2 separate regions of the Homo sapiens genome follow, and region 1 is linked to region 2. The links are chromatin contacts, found by Hi-C or POLR2A ChIA-PET in ENCODE. All regions are on one chromosome and are shown on one strand. The core of a region is the stretch at or near the end of the contact, and the rest is flanking DNA. Distances in the headings are between cores, read along the strand shown.

Region 1 (4,367 bases), core at 718-3,217, 87 kb before region 2:
CACCATCATGCCTGGCTAACTTTTGTATTTTTAGTAGAGATGGGGTTTCACTATGTTCACCAGGCTGGTCTCAAACTCCTGACCTCAAGTGACCCGTCCTCCTCGGCCTCCCAAAGTGCTGGGATTACAAGCAAGAATTGTCCTTAAAAGAGAGGTTAGAGTGTTCATTGAAGACATTCATTTAAAGCCCAGGACCCATCATTTTCATCACTGGCCATTTTCATTCCTACTCTTTGTCCTGACCCCACAGCCTGAGAAGTCAACCAAGAAGAAGGAGGTCTTTTTAGAGGTCAGAAACTGAACACTATAGCTTCAGAAAGAGCGATCTGTGGGATCCGATAGCAGCTGAACGAACCTTTTAGGAAGTGCATCCTGCCACAGCATCTTCTTGCTCTCACACACACAGACTATACACACTCACTGCACACTAGGAACACGTGTACTTCCAGCCCCTGATACTATAGTCACAAACTTACAGTTCAGATGATCTCCTCTAACGGTCTTTTGCACTCCCAGATACACACAAACCACTTTTTTAAAAAGTACTCCTCTTCAACCCATTCCTCAGGCTTTTAAGGTCCTCTTTTCACACAAGTATCTTTTTTTTTTTTTTTTCATGGAGTTTCGCTCTGTTGCTCAGCCTGGAGTGCAGTGGCGCGATCTTGGCTCACTGCAACTTCCACCTCCTGGGTTCAAACAATTCTTCCGTCTCAGCCTCCCAAGTAGCTGGGATTACAGGCACCCACTACCACACCCAGCTGATTTTTGTATTTTTAGTAGAGACAGTGTTTCACCATGTTGGCCAGGCTGGTCTCGAACTCCTGACCTCAAGTGAGCCACCCACCTCAGGCTCCCAAAGTGCTGGGATTACAGACTTGAGCCACTGCACCCGGCCTCACACAAGTATCCTTATACGTACTCATGCACATGTGCCATATGCTTGTGAAAGCCACGGGGCTCTGTTCATTCATTCATCCATTCATTCAGCAGATCTTTTGAAAACGTAATGCACACCAGACACTGTTCTACAGGCATTTTGGACAGACGCATGTAGGGGACTCACAGCCTGGTGCTGGAAACAGGCTGGAAAGCAGATGTGCAGAATGGTTTGTGTTAAGTGATGTAACTGGAGGTGACCTATGGGAGCAAAAACCAAGGACACGAAACGTGGCATGGAGGGTTTTCCAATGACAGAGACGCCTGAACCAAGACACGGAAAAAGAGGAGGGCAACACAGGGAGAAGGAAGCAAATGTACGAAAAGATACGAAGGAGTGAGAGGGTGCAGTATACTTGTGGAAGAGCAAGATGTTCAGTGTGATCAGTTGTATGGTCTCGGCAGAGGAAAGAAACCAAACATCTGTAATTCCCAGAAAGCAAGGAAGCAGAGGGAGGGAGAAATTTCTCCATATGCCAAAAATCAATAGGCAGGCCAACATATGACATAAATAGAGCAATCATCCATCACCCACATGATTAAGTACAATTAGAAAGACACATCCGTCAGAAAAAAAAAAAAAAAAAGATTGTAGCGTGCATTTTAATGCAAAGTATGAACAAATTCACTGTGATCTGTAGAACTGTTTTTCCTTCTCCCTTCCGAGATCCTATAAACAATACTTCTCTCTGAGGGTAGGTTCTCAGCTCACTCTTCACCTGACTGAGGTCAAGGTAGCATGGATGACATGGTGACAGGCCCACGGATTTGCACGTAAACCTGCGTGCTCGCCTAACAAACGAAGACAGAAGGGCTGAGGTAGCACCTATTTCACAAGGTCACCGAACGCTTCCTATGAAGAACTTTGCATACATACTGCTTCTACCCTGCCTATTCGCCCATGTCTAAAATACCCAGGAGTGCCCAATTTGTCCACTGAGAGGCAGGCAAGCAGCCATTTTCTTCAGGCTTCCTTATTTAGCATTGGAGATGGTTTTAAATAGGCAGGTGGTTGTTGCCATGGTTACCCCATTACACCAGCGGCTAAACTTAGGAAAGGCCGCAAGGCATAGGAAGAAAGCTTGATACCCAGGATTTGGAAATGTAAACGGCATTATCAAACAAGGCCTATTTTACTCAGCTGAACTGAGGTTCTCCAAAGAGTAGTTACTGCTTGGCCGGAAGCCTTTACCATTACTGCCCAGGTTTGGACTCTCAGGGATAATCTTGAGGTTAAATCTTGGGAGTTGTCATTGCTGTGTTTTGTTCTGTTTTGTTTTGTTTTCAGCAAGGGAGAGTGACTAGTCAGGTCCGGAACACTTACCAGGAAACCGGAATCATTCACGTTGCTGATTCCCTTTTCTTGGCTATTCTAACAAGAATTCTTAACCTGGGATCCAAGGGCTTCAGGGGTTTTGAGAACACCTTGAAATTGTACTAAGGTACTGAATGTATTTTTCTGCAGAGAATGTCCATAACTATCAGAAGATTCTTAAAGGAACCTATACTCCCAAAATGTTTAAAAGTCACAGGTCTGAGGCCTCTTTGAATCCTAAGAGGCATCAAATTATGACTCAAATGTTGGGGTTTCAGGAAATTCTTCCTCCATGGCCTCTCTAGATGGGTTGTTGCCAGGGAAGATAGTGGGTTCCAGAAAACCAAGTTATGTTCTCTGATGGAATAGTTTCATTAATGGAGCAAGAACCAGAACCGAGGAGGCAGGAATACGAGCCATGTATGATGGGCAAAAAAGAAAAGGCCTTTAACGGCAGAGATGGGGTTATTTTTGGCCCTGTCTACCTCCTAGTTATCAATAGGCTAATCATTAATTGCTAATTGAGGAATGTTAGGGAGATTATCGTCTCACTGTTGGCATAAAGAACAAAAGAGAAATTTGATTCAACTGAGATTCTAAAGTGTTTGAAAGTGATCTGGAATAAAGGGCACATAAGATGTGGCCCCTGCCTTCAAGGAAATCGTCGTCTAGCAAAAGAAAAGGAAAAATAGTGCTCAAGTATTCTTTACAAAATTATTTTAACATACAAGGTGGTTACATTTCATAGGTGATATAGTATACAGGAAGTCGTATAATATGTAAGAACTTATTAATGGTCATATCCCAAACATCATTTGCAAATGGATTGTTTTCTTTTTGGGGGATGTTTTTGGTCTTTTTTTTTTTTTTTTTTTTTTTAGAAAGAGTCATTCTGTCACCTGGCCTGGAGTGCAGTGGTGTGATCTTGGCTCACTGCAACCTTTGCCTCTCAGGTTCAGGTGATTTTCCTACACAGCCTCCTGAGTAGGTGGGATTAAAGGCACACACCACCACGCCTGGCTAACTTTTCTTCCTATTTTTAGTAGAGATGGGGTTTCACCATGTCAGCAAGCCTGGTCTTGAACTCCTGACCTCAAGTGATTTGCCTGCCATGGCCTCCGAAAGTGCTGGGATTACAGGTGTGAGCCACCACTCCTGGCCAAATTGGTTGTTTTAGGTGTAGCAATAGTGTTAAAGGGGAACCTGACTAAGAACTGTTTTCATTTTTTTAGCTCCTCCTAGATGCCAAGTGGTGAACTAGGGTCTTTAAATACATTAAATTATTTAAATCACAAAACAACCTTTCAAGATAAATATTAGCATTCCCATTTACAGATAAAGGAACTGACACTGGAAGAAACCAAGTCAACTAACAAAAGTCATGTATTTTTTAGGCAGTGGGGCTAATTTAATTTCTGACCTAGCTCTTCACTCCAGAGTCCAAGCTCTGTTTGCCGCAACTGCTGTCTCACATAGATTTCATTGAGCAAGCACTGATGTATACCAGACACTCTGATAAGTACTTTATACATCATCCCACTCATTGCTCACAATAACATGCAAGGGTAAGTGCTACTGTCCCCATTTTAGAAATGAAGGAACTGAGGCTAAGGAGGATGGAGCTGTCATTGGCATCATCTGCCTTTATGGATTGTCTCTGTGGGAAAATGCCTGCTGAGTTCCAAAGGGGAGGAGAACAGGTACACCATCCAGTCATACCTTGTATGGTGTGAGCATTCTCCCTGTTTCCACGTCCACAGCAAGGAGCAGGACTGGCTGTATGATCTGTGTGACCCAGTGCAAAATTAAAAATGTGAGGCCCCTTCCTCAAAAATGGGACAGCAAAGCATTAAACTAAGCACTGAGCCCTCTTAAGTGTGGGGCCCTGGAGTCCACATCTCACACCTATGAGGTGGCCCTGGCAAGGACAGAGGAATTAATAAAAAGAAGACACTTTTGCCAGTAGTCACAGAGTAGGGTGTTTGCAATAAAGTCAAAAGAATGGAGGAAAGAGGGTTTCAACTTAGGGAGAAGGAGAGGGACTCTCAGTCCCACAAACAGGCAGCAATCAGTACTAGCAGAGGAGCCAAGAATCCCGTCAAAGTCTTCCAGATAG
Region 2 (3,790 bases), core at 301-2,800:
CTCACCTCAGCCTTCCAAGTAGCTAAGGGCGCGCCTCCACGTCTAGCTAATTTTTGTATTTTTTGTAGAGACGAAGTTTCACCATGTTCCCCAGGCTGGTCTTGAACTCCTGCGCTCATGCGATCTGCCCCTCTGGGCTTCTCAAAGTGCTGGGATTACAGGCGTGAGCCACCGCGCCTGGCCCCTCAGACACCTTTCAAATGGTTTGGGAAGGGTTCACACTTCAGGTTATTGGCCATTTTACTAGGCATTATCTGAATTACACACCCTGAGAAGGCAACATTCAGGAAGAAGTCCCTCAATCTCTTGCTTCTCTTGAAGTAATAAGAATGTGTTGGTTTGCAGAAAACAGCCCCCAACAAAGTCAATCCCCAGCACTAGTGAAGTTCACATTTTTATTCTATTTTAAAGGGGAAATTACATGCTGTAATAGTTTTGTGAACTTCGAACTATCATGCAAGAGTCTAGTGTATCAATTCTCTCTGTGATCAAACAGAAAACTATGCACTAAGCTGCTGATCTTAGCACTTGGCCAGGTGCTGTCAGTGATGTGAATAGTTTTTAAGAAAATCATGGAGACTTTAGTTAATGGCCTGACTCGCCCAATTACCAAAGAAGCTTGGGTGCTAACTACAGAAACGTGGGATGACCTCTTTCTATCAGGGTTTGAAAAGGCAGGCTTAGCCACATCCAACTACCTCCTAAAATAGGATCATAACTATTTTACCTGCTAGCCCCTAATTTGAGGGTAAGGGACTGATATCTCTTTGACTGGAAATGAGGATATGATTTCATACTTCTTTCGGTTCTATAGTAATAGAATCCACAAAGCTGACCAAAATATTATGTTACCCAGGAGCCCCAGACTCCTACCCTGTCAAGACCTTTGTCAGAACCGCTGAAAAACAAGCAGGAGAGATTTGAGTTTTACTTCCTCTTCCGTGCCCTGGAGGTACTAACTAGCAAATAAATAGCTCAGCTAAAGGGATAAAAAAGAGAAGCAAGGGTCTTGTGTCATCTAAATAAAAAAAAAAAAAAAAAAAAGGCCGGGCGCGGCAGCTGGTGCCTGTAATCCCAGCACTTTGGGAGGCCGACACGGGCGGATCATGAGGTCAGGAGATCGAGACCATCCTGGCCAACATGGTGAAACCCCGTCTCTACTAAAAATAAAAAAATTAGCCAGGCATGGTGATAAGCACCTGTAGTCCCAGCTACTCAGGAGGCTGAGGCAGAAGAATCGCTTGAACCTGGGAGGTGGAGGTTGCAGTGAGCCGAGATTGCATCACTGCACTCCAGCCTGGGTGATAGAGCGAGACTCTGTCTCAAAAATAAAAAAATGTGGGGGAGGGGCTCTACCAGCGGGAAATGTAGGCACCAGCTACCATCCTCTGCTTCCAACAGAGCCATCTCCACTGCCAGCACGTAGGGCTTATCAGTCAGTACTTCCACAGTGTGTTGTACCCTGAACAGGCACTGCACTGGCTCAGAGAGTGCCGTGGTGAATAAGCTGAAGTCCTTCCCCTCATGGGCATGGGAGATCAGGAGTGAGAGAAGGCTGACCACAGGGGAACATGCCACAAACGTGTTCCACAGGGGAACAAAGAATGCTACATTGCATGCCACAGATAAGTGCTGTCCGAGTCTCCAGTCTCCAGCCTATGCCTCGCTTCCGTGCGTCCTGGGATAAACATAATGCCCACAATAAGACACACAGCACAAAATGATGTTGATGCATTCTCGGTTTTCTCCTCTGGTGACTATCAAAAAACAGAGACTCTCTCCCCTTTTAGGTCTCTGGGCTGGTGGAAGCCAACATAAGGATCATTTTCAGCTTTTAGCACCAGGTTATGCTAATTGTCCACAGTGTCTTCTGGTTCTATCCTTCCCTTCCATTTCCTGGAGCCCTTTATTTTTATTTTATTTTTTTGAGATGGAGTCTCTCTCTGTCGCACAGGCTGGAGTGCAGTGGTGCAATCTTGGCTCACCACAACCTCCGCCTCCCGGGTTCAAGTGATTCTCCTACCTCAGCCTCCCACGTAGCTGGGATTACAGGTGCCTGCCACCACCTCCAACTAATTTCTGTATTTTTAGTACAAACGGGGTTTCACCATGTTGGCCAGGCTGGTCTCAAACTCCTGGGCTCAAGTGATCCGCCCATCTCAGCCTCCCGAAGTGCTGGGATTACAGTTCCTGGAGCCCTTTCAATGTAAACCTGGCTTACAGTAGTGCCCTCTTAGCCAGGCACTCACTACCCCAGCTCACCTTGACAACAGCTGTTAAATAATTTCCCTCAAACTCTTTTCTTTTGTGTCATGTTATTCTCCAGCACAGAATGCCATCTCTCATGCTTCCTCATTTCTTCATGTGAACCCAGTCTTTCTGCCTCCCTTTAAAACCCCACACCAGCTGCCCCACCTGTGTCCATGACCACATTTCTCATAGTTTGCCCTGAACTCAACCTGCTCATCTGTGACTTCTCTACCCACTCCCTTTTCATCAACACATTTCCTTTCCTTCCTTCAGATTTTAAAATTCTTTCCTCCTTGTTCCCATCAGACTTTTCTCATTCCATGCCCACCTTGTTTTGGACACCACTTGGTTTAGCCGACATTGATTTAAACTCGTTGATGGTTCTGTGTTCAAGAGTTCTGTTGTTCCCTGCGGTCACACTGTCATTTCCTATAATGTGGTAAAAACCACAAGAATGAGTTCATAGGTTCTGTTTCTTTTGACATCCATCTTTCTCCTTCTCTTTCTCCATAAGACAAGGATTTTACTAACTGTTACTTTCCATTTTACAGTTTACAGTGGGCTTTCATTGACAATCTATTCTTTGATCTTTGTGAGGAAAATAAGACAAATGTTATCCTCCTCATTTACAGTTCAGTAAGCACTGGCTCTGAAGAGTCAATGATTCATCTAAATGTTCACAGCAAAGAAGTGGAAGTGTCTGGACTCAAACCCAGGTCTTTGAATTCTAATTGCTTCCTGTTCCCACTTCATCGTCCTACTCTGAGCATTATCATACTTAATAAATATTGTGGATGGATAATGTAGATTATTAAGGTGGCAAGGCCACACTCAGGTAGGAATTAACTATTTCAAAGCCATGACCTGAGGATAAGGTTGGGAATAAAGGCAAAAATGAGAATACATCAGTGTCTTTCACTTCTGATTGACTTAAAGTTTACAGGAGGAAACACTTATAAACCCTAAAATTTAAAGAAAAAAAAGTTTTAAAAAGAATTTGGGGTCTTCCCTCGAAGGCCAAGAAAAGAGGAAATACATAAGGCACTCAATTGGGAACTCTCCACATAATGGTGCTTGGTCAGAGGTCAGACCAAAGCCTCGGTCACTTGATTGACATCTCAGCACTGCCTTGGCAGGAATGACCAGGAGCAATGGAGGCTGGGAATCTGAAGAACTGGGCTCTAATTGTGCTGCTGCTCTGTTTGTGAACTTAGGCTACTCTAATGGGCTCCTGCAGAGGGGTCGATTGAGTCCCTGAGGTCTCCTCTGGCTGTGACATTCTGAGAGTCTGTGAATACCAAGAACACAAGACAGGTGTGAGCTGATCACCACGTGGGAAGCTCACACCTGTCTCTCCCCAGTGCTTCCGCCCCTCACTTCCAGCCGTGCCAAACTCCAGGCCCAGTCAGGGTCAAGTTGCCAATTTTGAAGCCGTTCAAGGACAGTTGTCCTTCTGCATGGGGCTCCTTCCATCCTGAAGCTGGCCTTTCCTTTCTCTGCGACTCACTCTCCCTTAGGCTACTGAGATTTGCATGCCACT

The links. A loop is a pair of places that touch in the nucleus more often than their neighbours do. ChIA-PET counts read pairs that join two places held with the same protein, here RNA polymerase II (POLR2A). Pooled maps may share reads with other maps.
Region 1: a map of GM12878 shows a loop between it and region 2 (2.8-fold over the local background). The contact joins two enhancer-like sites. A Hi-C loop is called at or near these places in 5 of 168 maps with a recorded cell type or tissue (CD8-positive, alpha-beta T cell, GM12878, OCI-LY7 and 2 more), 35 of 37 single-sample maps with no recorded cell type and 13 of 50 pooled maps. POLR2A ChIA-PET finds 5 or more read pairs at or near these places in 2 of 52 experiments (GM10248 and naive thymus-derived CD4-positive, alpha-beta T cell).

Annotation. Positions count from the first base shown.
Region 1 is chr3:186,237,056-186,241,422 of GRCh38, reverse strand. The region is part of intron 20 of DGKG (diacylglycerol kinase gamma); the gene reads left to right. Among named protein-coding and RNA genes, the nearest start is that of DGKG, 120 kb to the left of the region's middle. Within about 2 kb of position 1,967, at least 3 of the 41 ENCODE cell types and tissues checked have a DNase peak (open chromatin) inside an H3K27ac peak, as active enhancers do.
Region 2 is chr3:186,150,216-186,154,005 of GRCh38, reverse strand. The region is part of intron 24 of DGKG (diacylglycerol kinase gamma); the gene reads left to right. Among named protein-coding and RNA genes, the nearest start is that of ETV5, 43 kb to the right of the region's middle. Within about 2 kb of position 1,550, at least 4 of the 41 ENCODE cell types and tissues checked have a DNase peak (open chromatin) inside an H3K27ac peak, as active enhancers do.